Linked DNA regions of Homo sapiens: region 2 is linked to region 1. Evidence: read pairs that join two places in POLR2A ChIA-PET (ENCODE). Cell type or tissue: Panc1. All regions are shown on one strand. Each heading gives the region's core, and the rest is flanking DNA. Links, peaks and the distances in the headings are about the cores only.

Region 1 (11,471 bases), core at 2,079-10,078:
TTGAGACGATCCTGGCCAACATGGTGAAACCCCGTCTCTGCTAAAAATACAAAAATTAGCTGGGTGTGGCGGCGCACGCCTGTCATCCCAGCTACTCGGGAGACTGAGACAGGAGAATCACTCCTCCTGGGAGGTGGAGGTTGCAGTGAGCCGAGATCATACCACTGCACTCTAGCCTGGGCAACAGAGCAAGACTCTGTCTCAAAAACAAAAAACAACAAACAAACAAAACCCCAAAAAACTACCCTCAGAAGGTGCCAGGAAGATGCCAAGTGGAAACAAATCATGAGTCCAACACAGACAGCTTTTTTTCCAGCATAGGAAGAGAATTTCTTTGGTTGAGCACACAAAGCAGTTGGCCTGTGTTTAGAGGTATGATACAAAAAGTACCTATTTTTAAACAGCAGAATGTTGAACACTAGATCCAGAAACGGAACCCTATCTGTAAACACATACTTGGTGTGGCAAGATGATTATACTACTGGAGGCATCTGGAAACGGAGGCAATCACAGGTTCATTCGGGGGCTGATGCCACTAACCTTCATTCTTCGTTTTCATTTTGTCAAGAGTGTGCAGTTTGATTCATTTAAATGAATGCACCTATGCTTGGGGCTGCCACCTCTGATGGTGCAGGCTATGCACCACAATGGACACTGTAAAGGGGACCTGTGGGGGTTCGATGCAGTCTGCCCCCCACTCTCAGGACATGGGTCTAATTCACACAGGGTGTTACATGTGCTGTAACATAGCCTGTCCAGCATAGAGAGGAGCAATATAGGTTCAGGCTCTGGAAGCCCAGCGTTCTAATGCTGGTCCTGTCACATTCTGGCTGTGTGACCTGGGGTGAGTTATTTAACCTCTATATGCTGTGGTTCCCCCGCCTATAGAATGTGAATAATTATAGTACCCACCTGTGTCAGAATCACTGGGACATTTCAATGAGATCGCGTATTTGGAGCACTTAGTACAAGGTCTGCCATATAGTAAGCCTCAGTAACTCAGCTAACATTGTTATCAATACCATCGGGTGGAGAGGAAAACATAGGGAGGGCAATTTATTGTCAAAGGAAAATCACAGATTAGACTCTAGAGCAAAACAGAAGACAGCGTTGGATTGACCGATGCTCTAGATCACCCAGGCCAAAACTGGCACTGGGTCCCCTCACCCGCCTGTCAAATCGTAGCTGGTTATACAACATCAGTTCTCTTTTGTCTGATTCTTCACTCCCTGGAGTCGACCCTATGCGGATGGAATGGTGGCTAATGAGCTTTTTCAGTCACTGTTCGTTAATTAGCAAGGATTCATTACACAGAACTTGTGTCCTCCAGAAAACCTTTTGGGAGGTGCTCCACCCACCTCAGTCATTCTCTAACTCGTCCCCTCCAGGAGCACCAACTCTGTGACATCCACTACTGTGTGGCCATCTGGGCTAAGGGAGTGTTCTCTAAGCAGTGTTCCCTCAGGTAGCTCTGCAAAGGGGAAGCTGCCATTATAAAATCAGAGGAGGCTGAAGAGGATGTCTGGGACTGGGGTGTGGGGGCAGCGTGAGGATGGAGCTGAGGTGCCCAGCTTCTGGGGTTCGTAAAGGTTGTTCATGGATGCCGTCCAGCCCTCCCACCCAGGGCCACCGCCACCGTGCATTGCATCAGGTTGTGTTGATAAGGTCTTGCTTTTCCCTGACAGCGCCGGTCCATGTCCCAGCCCCTCCCTGTTACAGCAGGAGCCGGTTTGGCCACCTGAACCTCACTGTGGAGAAGGCTGCTTGACTAGGACATTGTGTCACAGTGAGGTGATCCAACTTCCAAACTGGGGGTGGGGCAAGGTGGGTTAGGGCAATGACATGGAGTGGGCACTCCAGGTTCAGGGTACCTGGATCCCATCTCCAACTGGGCACCCTAAGAGCTGTTTTTTGTTCCCTGTTCCTTGTCATCTTAGCTCAAGACAGTCATTTCTCTGAAGACCCAAGAGTAAAAGACGGGCAGTTGGAAAATGGAAAGGTTCAGCCCCATGAAAGGAAAATGTACACTGTGGCTGAAGGATGCCTGAATACTAAGTCTAACGTATCATATCTGACCAATGCTGACTCTACCTGGGTTCTGTGTGAGCCATGGTTCTAGGGGGATGTAAAGCTGATCAAGATACAGCTCCTGACCTCAAGGAACTTGATACTCTAAAAGGGAAACAAGGCGAGAACATGACTTACTTAGATACAATGCCAGAGACATACAAACGAATGAATATGGGAATTCTGTGAAAGGAAAGGTGTGGAGAGAAGGACTGGGCATTGCAGGAAAAATCTGGGAAGCTTCATCCAAGATGAGTGTTGGGTTCTGAGAACTGGAGATGAGAGAAGGCCATGTTAGGAATAAGGAACAGCATGGCCGGATGCTTTGAAGAGGGAAAAAGAAGGATATAGTTGGTAAGGGGTCTAATTTGGCCAGAATGTGAGGTATGTACAAAGCTAGTAAAGGAAGAAGTTATAAAGGTGGGTTGAGTTCAGAGCATGGACCACCTTCAATGCCAAGCTAAAGAGTTTACATAGATTTTGGTAGGGTGGAAGAAAAGGCCTGAATGAGCATGGAGCGCAGGCTCACACCTATAGTCCTTTGGGAGGTCAAGGCAGGCGGACCCCTTGAGTCCAGGAGTTTGAGGCCAGCTTGGGCAACATGGCGAGACATTTTCATCTCTACGAGAAAATTAAAAAAAAAAAAAGCTGCAACATCTCTACAAGAAAATAAAAAAGTTAGCTAGGTGAGGTGATGCGTGCCTCTAGTCCCAGCTACTAGGGAGACTGAGGTGGGAGGATTGCTTGAGCCTGGGAGGTCAAGGCTGCAGTGAGCTGTGATCACACCACTGCACTCCAGTCTGGGCAACGAGTGAGAGCCTGTCAAAAAAAAAGAAAAGAAAAGAAAAGAAAAAGCCTGAATTCTAAGAGAGGAATGAGGGATATAACGAAAAGAGACAAAGACAAAAGGAGAGGTTGCTTGGGTACCACTGCCAATCCCTTGGAGGGACAGGTCCAACCTGTCTCTGTCCCAGCCCCATCTGCATGAAGAGACCCATTGCAGTGTTACCTTCCACGTGCCTGGGGCAGAATGCGAATTGAGAAATCCGAGGCAAATGAGGAACAGTCCATGCCTCCCCCTCCCAGAGCCCCGGGGGTGGGCGACAAGATCTGGGGGTGAGTCAGTGGGGTGGGGACCCCATTTCTGTGCTCATCTGCCTCCTTGGCAATATAAAGAGCAAGCACTGAGGCCCCGCCTCAGAGCACCCCAAACTTGACGCCATGAAGATCCCGGTCCTTCCTGCCGTGGTGCTCCTCTCCCTCCTGGTGCTCCACTCTGCCCAGGGAGCCACCCTGGGTGGTCCTGAGGTGAGCACGTCACCTGCATTTTTATTCTTATACGTGTTACCCACCTACCCCTCCATCTCTCTACCTCCTGTCCATTCCTGGATAAGTGGCTCTTAGTTTTGGATTCTGATGGGGGCTGAAGAAACTGGGGCTCTGAGGAAGGGAGGAGGGAACAGAGCATCCCTGGGGAGACATTTGGGACAGAGATGCTCCTCTTTCTGGAAGGGATGGTGAAGTGTGTTGGGGAGGCTCGTGTACTGAACCTTGGGACTGAGTGGGTGGTCTGGGTTCAGACTATCTCCACCATGGGCTCTCAAGAGTGTTCACCCATTCCGTTCCAGCTGCACACATGCCTGGGGACGTGCAGGGGAAGAGGGGGAACTGGAGAACGGCAATGTGAGGCAGAGCAGCTCCAAACCCAGGCCTGCATCCACATGGGCAGCAGGTGGAGAGGGTGAAGCAAAGCAAAAAACTAGCTAGTTCTGCCTGCAGCTGACTTAACTCAAAGAGGAGTGGGGCTGGGGTGTTCTGGAGACACCCCTGCTTAGCTCCTCTTTGCTTCATTTGTGCCCCTGGGAGTGGTGCCCAGGTGACGGGTGGCTCCCTGCTGTCTCTGGAGCATAGGCCACAGTGAGAATCTTTACCATCCAGTCCTCAGCCAGAGAGGAATCCTGATGCCTATTCCGGATTTAAAAGTCTAAGACAGGGGCACAGGCTCAGCTGCTAAGGACCAAGCCAGTGGTGTCACTGAGCTGGGGGGGCTGTCAGGGCCTGAGGTGAAATGGGGCCAACTTTCCCAGTCTGAAAGGGCAGCTTTCACCCCACCTGACGCCATGGATTGGGAAGATGTGCCTAGAGTTTTACATTTTTCAGGGGAAACTAGAAATCTGGATGAATTTATGAATTCTTACTAATTCAAAATGTCTAATTCAAACCAAAAAACAAATGACCAAATTTTTATGAGATCTAAGCATCTGGATCCAGCCTGCGGGCTCCGTGTTGGGCTCTGTCATGGGGAAGACACGATGGGACACACTGAGGCCTGGGGTGGGGTCCCCATGGAGGGGGATTATGGAACCTCCAACAGTGGTGGCAATAAATCCACAAAGCAAAGCAACCTCGATCAGTGAGAGGCAGGCGGGTCACCTCAGCAGCTGGGCTCCCACCTGCTCGCAAATCTTTCCCATCCAGCTATACGGACTGAGCGTGGGTGTCTCCAGAACACCCCACCTCTTAGACTTAAGTCAACTGCAGGACAGCACTAGCTAGCTTTTCCGGAGAGGAATGCTCGGCTCCAGGCTTTCTGCCTGCTGCCCATGGTGACACTGCTTACATGTACCATTCTCCAATTCCCCCTCCTCACCCTGCACATCCGCCAACCATGTGCGCGACTGGAACGGAGACCATGGTGGGGAATGGGTTGCGTTCTTTCGGGGACTGGGCTGTGGATGAAGGCAGAGCTGGCAGACAGGGATGTGGGCAAGGGCCCTGGCATCACGTGACCCCCTGCCGCCTTTTCTCCCTCTCCTTTTCCAGGAAGAAAGCACCATTGAGAATTATGCGTCACGACCCGAGGTAAGCCGTCTGTTTTCCCCGGCCCTCCAGCCACGAGTCTGTCCTCTCTCTCTTTTTGCTTCTTAGCAACTTTCCTAACACCCTGCGTTTCTGCCTAGGCCTTTAACACCCCGTTCCTGAACATCGACAAATTGCGATCTGTGAGTACGCTTCTCTGGTGCTACCCCCACGAATACCCTCATCACAGAGGGGATAAACGCCTTGGTAGAGAGCTTGCAAAGCTGCCACGGTTCCTTCACCTTCTCCAGAGGGCTGGGGGCTAAGCTCTGGCCTCCCCTGGAGCTGACCTGCTTCTGCTGTCTCTCTTCCTCCTCAGGCGTTTAAGGCTGATGAGTTCCTGAACTGGCACGCCCTCTTTGAGGTGAGTGCTCCGGCGCCCCTTGCCCTCCTCGGTTGTCTGCAGTCATCCCAGGGTAGTGGCCACACATTTTGGCTTTAAATGTATGGGTTGGTTCCTGATCTCTGGGAGGGAGTGACTGTCCTGCCTGGATGCTGCCCAATGGGCTGTCAACGGAAGAAAGCTTCCCCCGGCGCCAGTCCTGGCTACCCGTGTTTTCCTAAGATGGTGGTGGAGGAGCAGGGCCCCAAGGACAATTGCAGAAGAGGAAGAGGCTAATCGGTCAAGATTTTATTTGAATCCCCTCATCCTCTATGGAAAAACTGAGGCCCACCCGCACTTAGAAGGCAAAGTCAGCGACAGAGCTGGGGCCCGCGTCTCCTGACTCTGCACTGACTTCTCACATGGCCTCATGCGAACGCCTTCAGCTCCCTCGGCCTCCGCTTCCTCTGTGATGTGGGGATGATGACAATTCCCACCACAAAAGGTTGCTGTAAAAACCCACTGAAATCATGCTTGTAGAGCAGCCCGTGCAAGGCAGACACAGACTAAGGCCTCAGGAAATATTAGCTCTTGATAAAGTAATGACAAAATAATGACATTATTGTTACTATGGTTACTGTGGGAGTTCATTAAGGGAATGCTTACCCATCCATGCCCGGCTGACCTGCAACACATCACTCTCTTTCTCTTTCTTTCTTTTAGTCTATCAAAAGGAAACTTCCTTTCCTCAACTGGGATGCCTTTCCTAAGGTAAGAGGTGTGGGCATTAGGAGGGTATGGAGCTTGGGGGTAAGGGAAGAAGCAGAAGATATGGGAGAGAGAGTGGGGACAGGGAAAGGAGGATCAGCCTTCTCACCAAACTGAAGGGAGGTCTTAGCTACTACATATAGAGGAGAACGGGAACTCACACCGAGGCAGAAATTCCTTTCCATCCATGCCATCCTATACTGGGCACCCACGGGTTCCCCATCTAACCCTGACCCCTCTCCCTCTAGCTGAAAGGACTGAGGAGCGCAACTCCTGATGCCCAGTGACCATGACCTCCACTGGAAGAGGGGGCTAGCGTGAGCGCTGATTCTCAACCTACCATAACTCTTTCCTGCCTCAGGAACTCCAATAAAACATTTTCCATCCAACAGCTCCTGTATCTGCGTCTCTGTCCTCCTACTGGGCTTTACAAAGGAATTAAGATGGAATGAGCCCCAAGGCTGATAGGTAGAAATCTTGACTTCCAAGAGGAGAGTAAGTAGGGAGACAGGAGGAAATAGAAAGGACACACCAAGATGGCAAGAGACCCCCTTGTGTCTTAGCTCCTTAGTGTTGGCTGGGATCCTTGAGGAGCATGAAGCTATGACTTGCTTAGTAAGATGCTCAGGGAATCTCTAAACCAAAAGGTATCTGAGACAGGTCTCATTCTCTTAAGGGGGAGCTCCTGGACCCAGAAAACTGTCCTGTTGGTTTGAGCAATAAAGACAGCTCAAACCAGTACCAAGCAACGATAGATTTGTCAGAGGTCAGGGCCACCTCCATTCAGAGGCCATTCACGGGTTGCCAATTTGTAACCCAAAAAGTATCTGAGACAGGTCTCAATCAATTGAGAAGTTTATTTTGCCAAGGTTAAGGACAATGCCGGGGAGAAAAAAATACAGAATCAGAGGAACAGTCTGTGGTCTGTGCCTTTCTCCAAAGATGATTTTGAGAGCTTCAGTATTTAAAGGGGAAAAGCGGGGAAAGAGGGAGGGAATGGTCACATCACTGAATCCACATGTTATAAGAGAAAAGGAGCAGGTAGGGGAATAGTCCATTATATATTTGTCTCATGCTCAGTAAATCCAGCAGTTTACATAAGATATGGTGAACATAGAATAGCTATCTGTTGAGATAGTTAACCTTTTACCTGTAGCTATCTGTTTAGGAACAAAAGGAAAGGCAGCTTCTGGCATGTCTCAGCTTTCGGCTTATCTTTTTTCCTTTCGACAGAGTGAATTGGGGTCCCAAGTTTTTATTTTCCTTTCACAAATCAAACCTACTCCCTGACCTGTTGGCATTCCCCCTTACCTACCTTCTGAAAACCTGATTCCCTTTGTAGTGGCGATTTTGTGTAACAGAGCTATCTGAAATCCAAAGTTCAGGACCCAGCTTCAATCACATGAGCCCATCTGAAATCCTTTTTTTTTTTGGAATTAGGTGGGCTCTAAATAAAGAAAACTAGCAGCGTGACCTTGAGTCTTCCTAAGCCTCTGTTTCTTTATCCGTGAAATGAGTATGGAGATAAATAAGAATGATAACCACTCTGTGGTGTTGTTATGAAGGTCAAATGACATAAGTATATAAAGCCCCTTGCACACGGCCAGGCATATAGTAGATAGTGTATCTCTACTCCCCCAGTTTCAACCAGAGAGCAGCCGCAATGATCCAGATTCACTCATTCACTCGCGCATCCATCCATCCACCCAGCCATCCACCCACCCATCCACCCATCCACCCACCCATCCATCCATCCATCCATCCATCCATCCATCCATCCATCCATCCATCCATCCACTGCAAAGATCTTGAAACATGAAATGGATTTAGTTTTGCTTCCTGTAGATGTATTTTCTCTGACCCAATTTGTGTACTTAAAATACTAAACTAGTTGGAATTGTTTCTGGTTTCTCTTGAAAACTGGGAAGATTAGAGAACAGTGGACCTGCGACTGGCTTAAAGCCAAGTAGCAGCTGCCCTCTTTACACAGGACATGGCTTCCAGGGAACTTTCTACTTGGCAAGCTTCACTTGTTTACATTGCCTTTGGCCTTTATAAGCAACTGCGTTTGTAAACCATCAACTGCAGTTTAATCGAGGAAGTGGACTACAAGGGAAATTAAACTTGGTTCCTACTTTCAAGGCGCTTACAGACCAGGTGAATGAGACATGTAAATGTTCCTGGCCGGGCACGGTGGCTCACACCTGTAATCCCAGCACTTTGGGAGGCCAAGGTGGGTGTATCCCTTGAGGTCAGGAGTTTGAGACCAGCCTGGGTAACATGGCAAAACCCCATCTCTACTAAAAACACAAAATTAGGTGGGCGGATCACATGAGGTCAGGAGTTCGAGACCAGCCTAGCCAACATGGTGAAACCCCATCTCTACTAAAAATACAAAACTGAGCCGGGTGTGGTGATGCATGTCTGTAATCCCAGCTACTCAGGAGGCTGAGGCACGAGAATCGCTTGAATCCGGAAGGCGGAGGTTGCAGTGAGCCAAAATTGTACCACTACACTCCAGCCTCGGTGAGAGAGCAAGACTCTGTCAAAAAAAAAAAAAAAGTTGCTTATGCTCTTCCTTCCAATACACACAAAGGAGAGGAAAGCTATAAATGGAATAACCAACAGAGAAGAAAACTATGGACACTGGTGAAATGCCACAATCAGTTGAAATACTTAGTGAAGATTGTGCACTCACAAACTAGGTGATAGGAAATGGAGTACAGGAAGAAGAGGGGAGGTGCTTAAGGGACACCCATCGAGTGACTAGGTTTTAGGGGAGGAGTAAAGCATCCCCAGGGGACTAGGAGTCACGATACACAAGTTAAGAGTATCTCTGAGATAAGGCGGTAGTTCTCAAAGTGTGGTCCCCACGCTGGCAGCACCAGGATCCCCTGGGAACTGAAAAGAAATGCAAATTCTTGGGCCCCACTTCAGATCTACTAAGTGCGAAACCAGGGGTGGGGCCCAGCAATCTGTGTTTTGACAAGCCCTCTAAGCAAGTCTGATTCACTAAAGTCTGAGAACCACTTCAAAAAGGAACGTCAGAGAACTTAAGATTAACCCAGAATCAGGATAGTAGTTGCCCCTTAGATGGAGAGATCCCATGTGATAGGAGAGTGGCACATAGGAGATAAGGGGGGACGGTGTGTGACAGAAGCCACTTCTATATCATGTTTCATTTCTTCTTTAAATATGTACATTTTATGCACACCTATGCATGTTGTATTTCACAATAACATATTATTAAAGCCAGAGAACACCAGATCAATTTGCAAGTGCTGACAGAATACACAGTCAAGAAACAATTGGAGTCTAGAGAGACTGCAATCTGAACCAAAAAGAAAAAGACAAAGTGAAGTGTAGACAAGCTGTGCACATGAGTGACAGATGTATACTAGCTAGATCATGTGAAATTGACAAAATGCACAAACATGGGTCAGGCCATTCAGAGGATTCAAAGAATGGAAGACATAGCACCTGTTCTCCCTGGGGATGACCTGTACATTTCCCATCAGGTAGAGGAGATAACTCAACACTGGAGACTTGAATCTGCATAAGCAAATCTTATTAAATAACCTTTATTTAATAAAAGGCAGGAAGTAGTCACTCTTCATTTTATACTTTATAAAAACAATAACAAATGCATTTTTTTTTTTTGAGACGGAGTTTCACTCTGTTGCTCAGGCTGGAGTGCAGTGGTGCAATCTTGGCTCACCACAACCTCTGCTTCCCAGGTTCAAACGATTCTCCTGCCTCAGCCTCCTGAGAAGATGGAATTACATCTTCTACATGGGTGCCCGCCACCATGTCCGGCTAATTTTTGTATTTTTAGTAGAGATGGGGTTTTGCCACGTCAGCCAGGCTGGTCTTGAACTCCTGACTTCAGGTGATCCGCCTGCACTGGACTCCCAAAGTGCAGGGATTACAGGTGTGAACCACCATGCCTGGCCAACAAATGAATCTTGTGTGGATACTATACCATCTGTTCAACAGGATGTAGAGATATACACTGAGCTATGAAACAATCTCCAAGATAGAGTAAAATGAAAAAAAGAAAGTGGCAGATCATTATGCTGCCATGTGGTTAAAATAAAGATATGGTACAAATATATGCTATTATCTGCATATTATCTGCTATTATCTGGAATAAAACTTGAGAAGTAACAGTGATAACTTTTGAAAAGTTAGATACTTTCACTGTGTACCCTTTTGGATTTTATGAACAAAAATGTTTTACCATGTGCAAATTACATATTCAAAAGAATAAATTAAAATCAAAACTTTCTAGTAAAGCAAACAAACACCAAAAAAACGCTTTGCACTGTAAAGTGGTAGGGCCTAGTCCATGCAGTGACCCAGAGTAGGTGCCTCTTAACTGAATGAATGAAACTGATTTCTCACATTTACCACACCCTTTTGCTACTCAGAGTGTGGTCCCCGAGCCAGCGGCATCAGCATCACTTGGTGCTTGCTTGCTAGAAATGCAGAAGCTCTGCTCACCCAGAGCTAATGCATCAGAATTTTAACAAGACCCCTGCCCCTGGATGATTCACATGTGGAATAACGTTTGAGAAGCACGGCCTTGGGCATGATGTTGAGTGCTATGCAGAAGGCCTTCAAGGAGTTATGATCCAGTTGATACTTACGATAAAGGAAGCATCCAGGGAGAAGGCACTAGATACCTTAGAACGATATGTTTAAATCTGACAGAAGGGAGGAGATAGTTTTGCACCAGGGTAAGAAAACTGGGGAAAGTAACTTTGAATTTGGCATTCATAAATGAACTTAAAAAAAAAAAAAGTCCCTGTCATACTCAGCCAGGACATAAAGGGACTAAAAACCAAAGCCAAACTAAGTGATTACTTTGGGAGGCTTCTGGGAATCAACTCATTTAAAAAACTGGTAAATAAAGGAAATGAATCAAGGATTCATCCTTACTTTCCTCTATGAACTATATACTTCAGGGTAAACAGTTTCTCTCTCTCTCTCTTTTTTTTTTTTTTTTTTTTTTGAGACAGCGTCTTGCTCTTTCACCGAGGCTGGAGTGCAGTGGCATGATCTTGGCTGGAGGCAGCCTTCACCTCCCTGGCTCAAGCAATCCTCCTGCCTCAGCCTCCTGAGTAGTTGGAACTACAGGCACAAGCCACCACACCTGGTATATTTTTAAATTTTTTGTAGGATGGGTGTCTTGCTATGTTGCCCAGGGTGGTCTTCAACTCCTGACCTCAAGTGATCCTCTGGCCTTGGCCTCCCAAAGTGTTGAAATTACAGGCATGCGCCACCATGCCCAGCTGGCACAATTTTTCTTTATACGAGAATTTGAAACTAATAAATGCAAAAGAAATAATAGAATATTTTCGTTTTTCAAAATTTAATAAAATAATGAATGTAGGCTAGCATCTGTAGGGAAGGAAAAAAACATTTTTTTCTACTGTCTTAGGTTCAGTGGCTG
Region 2 (11,471 bases), core at 1,883-9,882, 82 kb after region 1:
CGAGAATTGCTTGAACCCAGGAGGTGGAGGTTGCAGTGAGCTGAGATCATGCCGTTGACTTCAGCCTGGGCAACAGAGTGAGACTGTGTCTGAAAATAAAATAAAATAGAATAAAATAAAATAAAATAAAATAAAATAAAAGATGAGGGAAATAAAAAGCACAAAATAATATGGTAGACTTTTTGCTTTTTCTTAAATAGGTGTGTTCACTCTGTGATATTTGTGATAGTTTATTTGGCCTGTACACTTATTATTTGGCCATGCATGGTGATATGGTTTGGCTGTGTCCCCACCTAAATCTCATCTTGAATTGCAGTTCCCATAATCCCAAGTGTCATGGGAGGAACCAGGTGGGAGGTAATTGAATCATGGGGTGGGTTACCCTCATGCTGTTCTCCTGATAGTGAGTGAGTTCTCACGAGATCTAATGGTTTTATCAGATGGCTTCTCCCATTTTGCTCTGCACTTCTTGCTGCTGCCATGTGAAGAAGGACCTGTTTGCTTTCCCTTCCACCATGATTCTATGTTTTCTGAGGCTTGCCCAGCCCCGTGGAACTGTGAGTCAATTAAACCTCTCTTCTTTGTAAATTACCCAGTCTCGGGTATGTCTTTACTAGCAGCGTGAGAATGGACTAATACACACGGTATGCATGTATATTTCAATATATGTGCACATACTTCACTAAAAGTATTTAAAATAAGATGACAGAGATAAATTCAAATATATTGGAAATTATTATTTTATAACTATAAATGGACAAAATGGTACAGTTAAAAGACAAATATTGTCCAGTTGTCAGACCAGATTACAAAAAAATCCAACCACTCTATACACTGCTTAGGAAAAGCACATTTAAAACATAAAGATATAGCAAGGTTGAATGTAGAAGGATGGACAGAGATGGACTGGCAAATAATAAGCAAAAACCAAGTTGATGTGGCTCTGTTAATATCAGACAAAATCAATGTTAAGGCAGAAAGAATTTTGAAAGTTTCAATTCACCAGGGAGACAGAACTACAAGGAGAAATAGGCAAATTTACCATGATAGAAGGAGCATGTAACACACCTCTTCATATAACTGATAGATTAAATAGATGAAAATGTATATAAAGGTTATGAAGATTTGAACATCATAAATTAACAAGTTTGATCTAAGGTATATACAGAGAACATAGCACCCAACAATTACAGAATCTATCTTCTTTTCATTACTGGAATACTAGAATACTGTTTATATTCTAAGCCAAAAAACAATTCTCAGCAAATTTCAAAGAACTGATACCATTGAAACAATACTCTGTAGTTAGAAATGAATAACAAAAGGATAAAGGGGGGAAACATCTGTGTTTGAAAATTAAGGTACATTTCCAAAGTCAAGAGTCAAATAAAAAAATCCCATGGAATTTGGAGCCTATTTAGAACTCAAAATAATGAGAATGCTGCAAATCAAAACTTGTGACATCCCACTAAAGCTGTTCTTAGAGGGAAATCTATCCAACACACTAAATGCTTACATTAGCAAAGAAGAAAGGCTAAAATGAACGAGCATCCAAGTTAACATGTTAGAAAAGGAGCAACAGAGAAGACTCAATAAAGTAAAAGGAAGGAAACAATAAAGATAAGATTAGAAATCAATGCAACAAGAAAACAAAGATAAATGCTGGAGAGGATCTTGGTTTTCTGAAAAGACAAATTAATGGGTCTCTTGGCAAGACTGAGAAAGGAAAAAAGAAGGCACAAACACAGTAGGATGTAACCACTCAAAAGTATCATGACCTGTTTCTTCCCATCACGTGGACTCTGCTCCGAAGGACAGTTGCTTTTCTTGCCTGGTTTGTCCACCTGTGCCAGCCACTGCTTTGTTTCGGGTGCCGGTCCTTTGAGTCCACATGCAGGCTCCTGCCTTGCTCCCCAGACTTGCCTGTGCTGGGTTGTTCAGATCCAGCATGAGGAACCCCCTTTTCTGAATCGGGGCCAAGGATAGAATTAAGAGCTCTGCAGCAGATAAGTCAGTGCTACTGTCTTCTAGATATAGAGTAGGGAAGATAAAGAATTCCAAGACTCTGATATTACAAGATAAAAAGGCTTGTGGCTTACCATGAGGCAGTACCAGCCATAATGAAGAAAATGTCATAGGCTGGGTGTGGTGGCTGATGCTTGTAAACTCAGCACTTGGGGAGGCCCAGGAGGGAAGATCGCTTGAAGGCAGAAGTTGTTGAACATCCTGGCCAACATAGTGAAACCCTGTCTCTATAAAAAATAAACAATTAGCCGGCCATGGTGGCGTGCACCTGGAGTCCCAGCTACTCAGGAGGCTGAGGCAGGAGGATGGCTTGAACCCATGAGTTAGAAGCTGCAGTGTGATGTGATCACACTACTGCATTCCAGCCTGGGTGACAGAGGGAAACCCTGTCTCTAAAACCAACCAACCAACCAACCAACCAAACAAACAAACAAACCAAAACAAAAGGAAAGAAAAGAAAATAGAAAATATCATAGACCCCAAGGAACAAAATGAAAACACTCACTCAATGGCTGAGTTGGGTTTGAGCTATCTACTACTCTCCTTGACCTCTGAAACTGGGCACAGGAGAACTCACCTTAGTTCTGTTTCATTGTTCCTCTTTTTGAGCCCTCCTTCCCCAAAAGGTTACCCCAAGCTGGCGCCTCTAATCTCCTGTGAAGGTGACATTGGCCGTCCCTAAGATCCACATCTTCTCTCTGCAGCTGGCTCTCCAGAGCTTTCACCACCACCCAGACAGTGAGACCCCCGCCGTGCTGCCACCTCCGTGGCCCTCTGTCAAAGGCTTTGCGCACGGTGGAGGAAGAGAAACAGAAAATCAAGGGGTTAGGCTGGGCATGGTGGCTCACGCCTGTAATTGCAACACTTTGGGAGGCCAAGGTGGGCAGATCACTTGCGGTCAGGAGTTTGACACCAGCCTGAGTAGGGGTTGAAACCTCGTCTCTACTAAAAATACAAAAATTAGCCGGGTGTGGTGGTGGGTGCCTGTAATCCCAGCTACCCGGGAGGCTGAGGCAGGAGAACCCAGGAGGCGGAGGTTGCAGTGAGCCAAGATCATCACACCACTGCACTCCAGCCTGGGTGACAGAGCAAGACTCCATCTCAAAAACAAAACAAAACAAAATAAAAACAAAAACAAAGAAAATCAAGGGGTCAATGCAGCATCGAGAGCACTGAACAACACTGCGCCTGCCCACCAATTTGACTCTTCCACTGGGGGAACCCACCATGGGAGACAAAGCACAGGGTCCAAGCAGACCAGGAAGTTGAAGAGGGTCACGGCAGCCAGTCTCTTGGCTCTTCAGCACCTCCAGGTCCCCACTTGGGGCCAGAGAGCATGATCTGCACAAAGTGCCAGTGGCAGAAGGTGGTGACCGCCATGGGGGTGAAGAAGAGCTCCAAGCACAGCTCCAGCTGCAGCACCACGGCCAGCTGCTCTTGGGGGACGTTCTCATAGCAGATACGGAGCCCTCTGGCATATCTCATCATCTTCTTGGTAAAAACTAGACAATGAGCCAGGCATGGTGGCTCATGCCTCCCAGCACTTTGGGAGGCTGAGGCAGGCAGATCACTTTAGGTCAGGAGTTCGAGACCAACCTGGCTAACATGGTGAAACCCCGACTCTACTAAAAATACAAAAATTAGTAGGGAGTGGTGGCACATGCCTGTAGTCTCAGCTACTCGGGAGGCTGAGGTAGGAGAATCACTTGAACCTGGGAAGCAGAGGTTGCAGTGAGCCAAGATAGCACCACTGCACTCCAGCCTGGACGACACAGCAAGACTCCATCTCAAGAAAAAAAAAAAAGAAAGAGTAAGCTTAAATCTCCTCGAAGTGATCATTGAAAGGTAAACATTTAAAATAAAACTTGTGGCTGGGAGCAGTGGCTCACACCTGTAATCCCAACACTTTGGGAAGCCAAGACAGGAGGATTGCTTGAGTCAAGGAGTTCAAGACCAGCCTGGGCAACACAGTGAGAGCCTTTCTCTACAAAACGTTAAGAAATTAGCTGGGCATGGCGGTGTGCACCTGTAGTCCTCGTTACTCTGGAGGCTGAGGCAGGAGGATCACTTGAGCCCAGGGGCTTCAAGGTTACAGTGAACCATGGTGGCACCACTGCAAACCAGCCTGGGCGACAGAACAAGACCCTGTCTCAAAAAAAAAAAAGTTTAAAAATGAATAAAATAATGAGGCCTTAACCTATGACAGATAGCATATCACCTGCTGGCCCATCTGTACATCTCATTCTGCATTCGAGAACTTCAGAAGTAGAGGACCAGATGAATGGGAGTGGCCCTGCCGCCACGGGGCTGAGCTCCACCGCTTTTGTCCTGCTCCTCCTCGCCAGGCCCTGACCATCTCTCCACTGACTTGTCCTGGCCCCTTTTCCATTTCTGTGGCCTCTTCCCTCTCCTCCTTGGAGAGTAGCCTGTCCTCTGCTCCCTGCATGCTCTCCTTCCATCCCGTCTCTTCCTGGGGTTATGATCCCAGCAACCTCTTCCCTGAGCCCAGGCGAGGTCAGGTCCCTTGCCTTTTCCTGCAGGTAGATGGGTGGGTTTTCAAAGATGTCTGGTTTCAGAAGCCGGTGGCATCTTGTCTAACTGGACCACCTTTTCCTTTTCCACCAACGGCAGGCTTTTATACCTGGAAGAGTCATGTGGTCAAAAAGAGGAAAGTCAGTGGTTGAGCTCTTTCTAAAGCAGCTTGACCTTCTGGGTCTCCCACCAGATTTTGTCCCCAACAGACTTATTTCACCCAGAGTCCAATTTTTTTTTTTTTGAGGCAGAGTCTTGCTCTATCACCCAGGCTGGAGTTTAGTGGTGCGATCTCAGCTCACTGCAACCTCTGCCTCCCTAGTTCAAGTGATTCTCCTACCCCAGCCTTCCAAGTAGTGGGATTACAGGTGTGCAACACCACGCCCGACTAATTTTTGTATTTTTTGTAGACAGGGTTTCACCATGTTGGCCAGGCTAGTCTCGAACTCCGAACCTCAAGTGATCCGCCTGCCTTGCCTCCCAAAGTGCTGGGATTACAGGCGTGAGCCACTGTGCTCAGCCCAGAATCCAAATTTGAACAGTTTTTTCAGGCTTCCTCCTCCCCCTACATTCCAAGAGGTTGAATTCTGTTTCCTTCCCATGGGCAATTATCCCACACGACTACACGCACATCCATCTCTCACTTCCGCTTTTTCTTTCTTTCTTTCTTATTTTGTTGTTGTTGTTTTGAGACAGGGTCCCACTCTGTTGCCCAGGCTAGAGTTCAGTGGTGCAATCGCGGCCCACTGCAGCCTTCACCTTTCGGGCTCAAGTGATCCTCACACCTCAGCCTCCCGAGAAGCTGGGCCACAGGTGCACGCCACTGCATCTGGCTAATTTTTTGTATTTTTGGCAGAGACGGGGTTTCACCATGTTACCAAGAGTTGTCGAACTCTTGAGCTCAGGCAGTCCACCCGCTTTGGCCTCCCAAAGTGCTAGGATTACAAGTGTGAGCCACCATGCCCAGCCCCAAGTTTGTTTTTAGAAAAAAAAACCTAGCATTGTCCCTTGCCTATAACAGACACTCAAATCCTTGTGGAATGTAAGGATGGAGGTTGGATGTGCCTGTGAATACTTGCTAGCTGATGACACAAGCAAAGAATGTGTCAGAACCTGCGCCTTTTGTCTCCTGTCCTTTATCTGCATTCTGTTGCCCGGGTTACTGGTATGGGGACATCTTTGGTGCTGAGGTCTAGGTTCCAATGAGTCAAAGGGAGAATTCAAACTAAGTTGTCTGGCAGCACCCCAAGACTGTGCTGACCTCACACACAGCTGTATCACGGGAGTGGGCAGTGCATCATCTCAAATCCAACTCAACTGAGCAATGGTTCGGGCTGAGTCACACCATGTATGAATCGGGGGGCGGGGGTATGTGGCTCCTCTCCAACAAGCCACACTGTCTGCTTCCCTGTCACAAAACACATGGAGCCGTTACTCTGTGTGAGGTACTGTTCTAGGAGCTGGAGACAAGAGTGAACAGGATGAACAGAAAACAAGTAGACAAACCAACAAGGCAATTTTACAGGAAGAAAGGAAGTAGGCCAGGCAAGGTGGCTCACGTCTGTGATCTCAACGCTTTGGGAGGCCCAGGCAGGAGGACTGCTTGAGGCCAGGAGTTCAAAACCAGCCTGGTCAACATAGCGATACCCCGTCTCTACAAAAAGTGAGATAAAAAGTCAGGCATGGTGGCTCACACCTATAATCCCAGCTACTTAGGAGGCTGAGGCAGGAGGAGGATTGCTTAAGGCTGGGTGTTTGAGACCAGCCTGGGCAACATAGTGAGATCCCCTGTCTCTACAAAAAAGGATAAAAATAAAAAATTAGCCAGGCATGGTGGTGCACACCTGTAGTCCTAGATACTCAGGAGGCTGAGGCGGGAGGATCACTTGAGCCTAGGAGTTGGAAATTAAAATGAACTATGATGGCACCACTCCAATCCAGTGGTCCTGTCTGGGGGAAAAAAAAGGGAAAGAAAATAAATCGGCTAGGCGTGGTGGGGTTCATGCCTGTAACCCCAGCACTTTGGGAAGCTGAGGCGGGCACATCACTTGAGGTCAGGAGTTTGAGACCAGCCTGGCCAACATGGTGAAACTCTGTCTCTACTAAAAATACAAAAATTAGCCAGGTATGGTGGCGGGCACTGGTAATCCCAGCTACTCAGGAGACTGGGGCAGGAGAATCACCTTAACCTGGGAGGCAGAGATTGCAGTCAGCCGAGATCATGCCACTGCACTCCAGCCTGGGCGACAGAGGAAGACTCTGCCTCAAAAAAAAAAAAAAAAAAGGACCAAAAATCAAACAACAACAACAACAACAACAAAAAGCAAGCAGGGAAATTGAGAGAGAGAGAGAGAGAGATGGGCAGGGCCTGTCAGGAAAGGCCTGGGACATTTGAATGGGTGAGAAGGAGCCACTATCTGAAGAGCGTTCCAGGTAGGGGCACCAGCGGGAACTTAGCCTGAACCATGGCTCGGTTGAGTTGGACTTGAGATGTCGCACCGCCCACTCCCATGATGCAGCTGTACGTGAGGTCAACACAGCCTTGGGATGCTGCAAAACAGCTTAGTCTGAATTCTCCTTTTTTTTTTTTTTTTGAGACAGAGTCTCACTCTGTTGCCCAGGCTGGAGTGCAGAGGCGATCTCGGCTCACTGCAACCTCCATTCTCCTGGGTTCACGCCATTCTCCTGACTCAGCCTCCTGAGTAGCTGGGATTACAGGCACTCACCACCACACCTGGCTAATTTTTGTATTTTTAGTAGAGATGAGGTTTCACCATATTGGTCAGGCTGGTCTCGAACTCCTGAGCTCAGGTGATCAACCCACCTTGGCCTCCCAAAGTGTTGGAATTACAGGCGTGAGCCACTGTGCCCGGCCTGAATTCTCCCTTTGACCTCATGGAACCTAGGCCTCAGCACCAAGGATGTCTGAAGCTCTGAAGCTCTGAGGTGGGAGGAGGCTGGAGGAGGGGCCCTGGCTGCTCTGCCTGCAGCCACAGGGAGAGTGCACTGGAGCCAGCTGTAAAGTGCTGACTTTAGTTAGGAGCTGTTTGCCCTCAGCTGATGGTTACCTCATCCGTTGATCATATCGTCCTCTCCTGATCTGTGATACGTTCTGATAAGCTGCTGCAGCCAGTCAGAAACTGACAGCCCCCTTCTGGTTCCATGCCCTTGTGGTATCTTGACAACAGAAACCCACATTGAGCCACACTGTCCTTGTCAGCATCCCGCAATGACAGATAGGGTAAAGGTCAGATATGGGGCACCCAAAACAGAATGGGAAGCATTTTAAGATGAAAGGGGGCCAGATGTGGTGGCTCATGCTGGAAATCCCAGCACTTTGGGAGGCTAAAGCAGAAGGATTGCTTGAATTCAGTTGTTTGAGACCAGCCTGGGCAACATAGCGGTAGCCCATCGCTAAAAAAATTAAAAAATTAGCTGAGTGTGCTGGTGCATGCTTGTATTTGCAACTACTCAGGAAGCTGAAGTGGGAGGACTGCTTAAGCCCAGGAGTTCCAGGCTGTAGTGAGCTGCAATCACGCCATTGCACTCCAGCCTGGGCGACAGAGCCAGACTCCATTTCTTTAAAAAAAAAAAAAAAAAGCTGGGCCCAGTGGCTCATGCCAAAGTGCTGTAATCCCAGCACTTTGGGAGGCTGAGGCGGCAGGTCACTTGAGGTCAGGAGTTCCAGACCAGCCTTGCCAACACGCTGAAACCCCATGTCTGCTAAAAATATAAAGATTAGCCAGGTGTGATGGCTGGCACCTGTAATCCCATCTACCCAGCAGGCTGAGGCAGAAGAATTGCTCGAACCCAGGAGGCGGAGGTTGCAGTGAGCTGAGATTGCACCACTGCACTCCAGCCTGGGCGACAGAGTGAGCGACTCAGTCTCAAAAAGAAAAAAGAAAAAGGAAAAAAAAAAAAAGCAAGGGAATGCAGATGTCTCCAGCTGTATGGGCACCTGGGCACCTGGTCACCAGCATGCACCAACAGGGGAAATGGAGGGAAAGGAAGAGTGTGGGCCTAGCCGGGGGACAGGATTTGAGTTAGCCACTGCCCTCATTTGCCTGTAGGCTGGCCCTTCCTTACAGTTCAACCTGCTGCAGCCCAGCTGTACCTGTTTTGAAACCACCCTGACAGGCTAACATCAGGAAACCCTATCTGGTGGGAAAGGGAAGTTTCCCAGATGCCTCCCCTCCACCAGCTGCTGCCCCTACAGGCCCATGGTGCCAACATCTTGGGAATAGGGCCCCAATTACACAGACTCTGCCACCCCATCCTTCCAGTTGCTCAGGCCCTGAGAAATCTCTGATTCTTCTCTTTACCCCATCAGCAAATCCTTTCCACCCTGTCTTCAGAATAGCTCCCCAATCCAGCCACTTTTTAGCACAGCCCTGGTCCAGGCTCTCAGCACTTTCTCAGCTGTGTCTCTGCAGCATCTGCTCTCTGGTTCCCTACTTCACACCACGCAGCAGCCAGAATGGTCTTATAAAAACATAAGCAGGGCTGGGTGCAGTGGCTCACACCTGTAATCCCAAAACTTTGGGAGGCCAAGGCGGGAGGATCACTTGAGCCCAGGAGTTCAAGACCAGCCTGGGCAACATAGTGAAACCCTGTCTCAACAAAAAATAAAAAAATTAACCAGGTGTGGTGGCACATGCCTGTAGTCCCAGCTACTGAAGAGGCTAAGGTGGGAGGATCACTTGAGCCCAGGAGATTGAGGCTGCAGTGAGTCGTGATTACACCACTGTACTCCTGCCTGGGTGACAGAGTGAGACCCTGTCTCAAAATAGATAAATAAATAAAAACATAAGTAGGCTACGTCTCTTCCCTACTCAGAACCCCACAGAGGCTCCCCACCTCTCTGATCAAAGCTAGAGTCCTCCCAGAACTTGCAAGTTCTGCTCCACGGGCCTTCTGTCTGCAGCACTCTCTGGCCTCATCTGCTTCTCTTTTCTCCCATCTCCCTGTGACTCTGGGGACTGCGATTCTCTGGGGATTTCTCTGGGGACTGCGATTTGATGACATCTTTCAAAATGAAACACCCCGGCCGGGGATGGTGGCTCACGCCTGTAATTCCAGAACTTAGGGAGGCTGAGGTGGGCAGATCACTCGAGGTCAGGAGTTCAAGACCAGTCTGGCCAACATGGCAAAACCTCATCTCTACTAAAAATACAAAAATTAGCCAGACGTGGTGGGGCAAACCTGAAATCCCAGCTACTCAGGAGGCTGAGGCAGGAGAATCGCTGGAACCTGGGAGGAGGAAGTTGAAGTGAGCTGAGATTCCACCACTGCATTCCAGCCTGAGTGACAGAGAGAGACTCCGTGTCAAAAAAATAGAGAAAAAAAAGGAAACAAAACAAAACAAAAGAAAACAAAAAAACCAAAATGAAACATTCCATATTATTTGATCCAAGAAGCTGATATCTACAGATTTACTGTATGGATATACTTTTCTGGTTTTTTTTTGTTTGTTGTTTGTTTTGTGATAATAAAAAATTGGGAGCAACCTGTCTATCAGTAAAGGCTCTGGTTAAATAAAGATCATGGAGCATCCACATGGTAGGAATCCCACACACCTGTTACAAAGAACGAGGCAGGTCCACGTATGCCAATGTAGATCAGGCCCTGACATGTACTGTTCAGCGGAAAAAAGCAAGGCATGAGGATGGCCATGCGTCTCCACACCCATTCAGCGAGGACTTCCTGAGTAGCCCCCATCACAGCACTCGCCGGTGCTGGGGATTCAGCGGTAGACAAGGCCTGGCTCCATGGAGCTGACCATTGCAGCAAGATGGGCCAGAGATTGATGAATAGTGATTACTTAAAACTCACAGAATTTATACATGTAGAAAAGGGGAGGAGACTCTGATTTTCTTTTTCTCTTTCTTTCTTTCTCTTCTGTTCTCCCCTTCTTTCTTTCTCTCTCCCTCCCCTTCTTCCTTCCTTTCTTCCTTCCTTCCTCTCTTTTCTTTCCCGTCCCTCCCTCCCTTCCTCCCTCCCTCCTTCCCTTCCTTCTTTCCTTTCTCTCCCTTTCTTTCTCTTTCTTTCTTTTTCTTTCTCTCTCTCTTTCTTTCTTCCTTCCTTCCTTTCTCTCTTTCTTTTCCTTCTTCTTTCTGTCTCTCTCTTTCTTTTCTTTTCTCTCTCTCTTTCTCTTCCTTCCTTCCTTCCCTCCTTCCTTCTTTTTTCTTTCCTTTGTTTCACAGGATCTCACTGTGTTGCCCAGGCTGGAGTACAGTGGCATAATCATAGCTCACTGCAGCCACAACCTCCTAGGCTCAGGTGGTCCTCCCACCTCAGCCTCCTGAGTAGCTGAGACTACAGGTACACAGCACCATGCCTGACGAAAACTTTATTTCTTATAAAGGGTTACAGCCTGCAAGGTGGCTGTCCCACAGGCTGGGAAGTGTGCCTTCGGCCAAGACCAGAGACAGGTACTTCGAAGGAAGAGGGTTTGGGGTAGGAGTTTTATACTGAATGGGTTGGCTAAACATACATATTCAACAGATTACAGGAGAAGCTATGAATATTCATGAGGTAGTCATGACACATGCATATTGAACAAATATGCATGTAACATACAACCTATGTTGGCCAGGTGTAGTAGCTCACGCCTGTAATCCCAGCACTTTGGGAAGCCAAGGCGGGCAAATCACTTGAGGCCAGGAGTTTAGGACCAGCCTGGCCAACATGGCTAAACCCGTCTCTACTAAAATTTAGCCAGGCGGAGGGGCGCGCCTGTAGTCCCAGCTGCTTGGGAGGCTGAGGCATGAGAATCACTTGAACTTGGGAGGCAGAGGACGCAATGAGCAGAGATAACGCCACTGCACTCCAGCCTGGGCGACAAAATGAGACTCTGTCTCAAAAAACAAACAAACAAATAAACAAAAAACCAACCTATGTTCACCTTGGAGTGG

What was found. Peaks named below come from ENCODE experiments on the same cell type or tissue, not always from the same donor. Only the 100,000 strongest peaks of a DNase experiment are listed, where the experiment ranks them.
Region 2: POLR2A ChIA-PET joins it to region 1 with 19 read pairs; 6 of 35 experiments call an interaction of 5 or more read pairs at or near these places.

Annotation. Positions count from the first base shown.
Region 1 is chr19:35,482,260-35,493,730 of GRCh38, reverse strand. It overlaps KRTDAP (keratinocyte differentiation associated protein), which reads left to right and starts at 3,267. Exons shown (of 6, transcript NM_207392.3): 1 at 3,267-3,375; 2 at 4,891-4,929; 3 at 5,028-5,069; 4 at 5,246-5,290; 5 at 5,972-6,019; 6 at 6,265-6,407. The coding sequence starts at 3,289. The coding sequence ends at 6,303. RefSeq lists a silencer at 8,913-9,002. In Panc1, for the core only: no CTCF peak of the experiment used is centred there; no DNase peak of the experiment used is centred there; H3K27me3 peaks cover 1,474 bases.
Region 2 is chr19:35,399,780-35,411,250 of GRCh38, reverse strand. It overlaps LINC01531 (long intergenic non-protein coding RNA 1531), which reads right to left and starts at 5,644. Exons shown (of 5, transcript NR_040046.1): 1 at 5,570-5,644; 2 at 2,100-4,666; 3 at 1,779-1,965; 4 at 1-89. In Panc1, for the core only: no CTCF peak of the experiment used is centred there; a DNase peak (open chromatin) is centred at 5,844; H3K27me3 peaks cover 207 bases.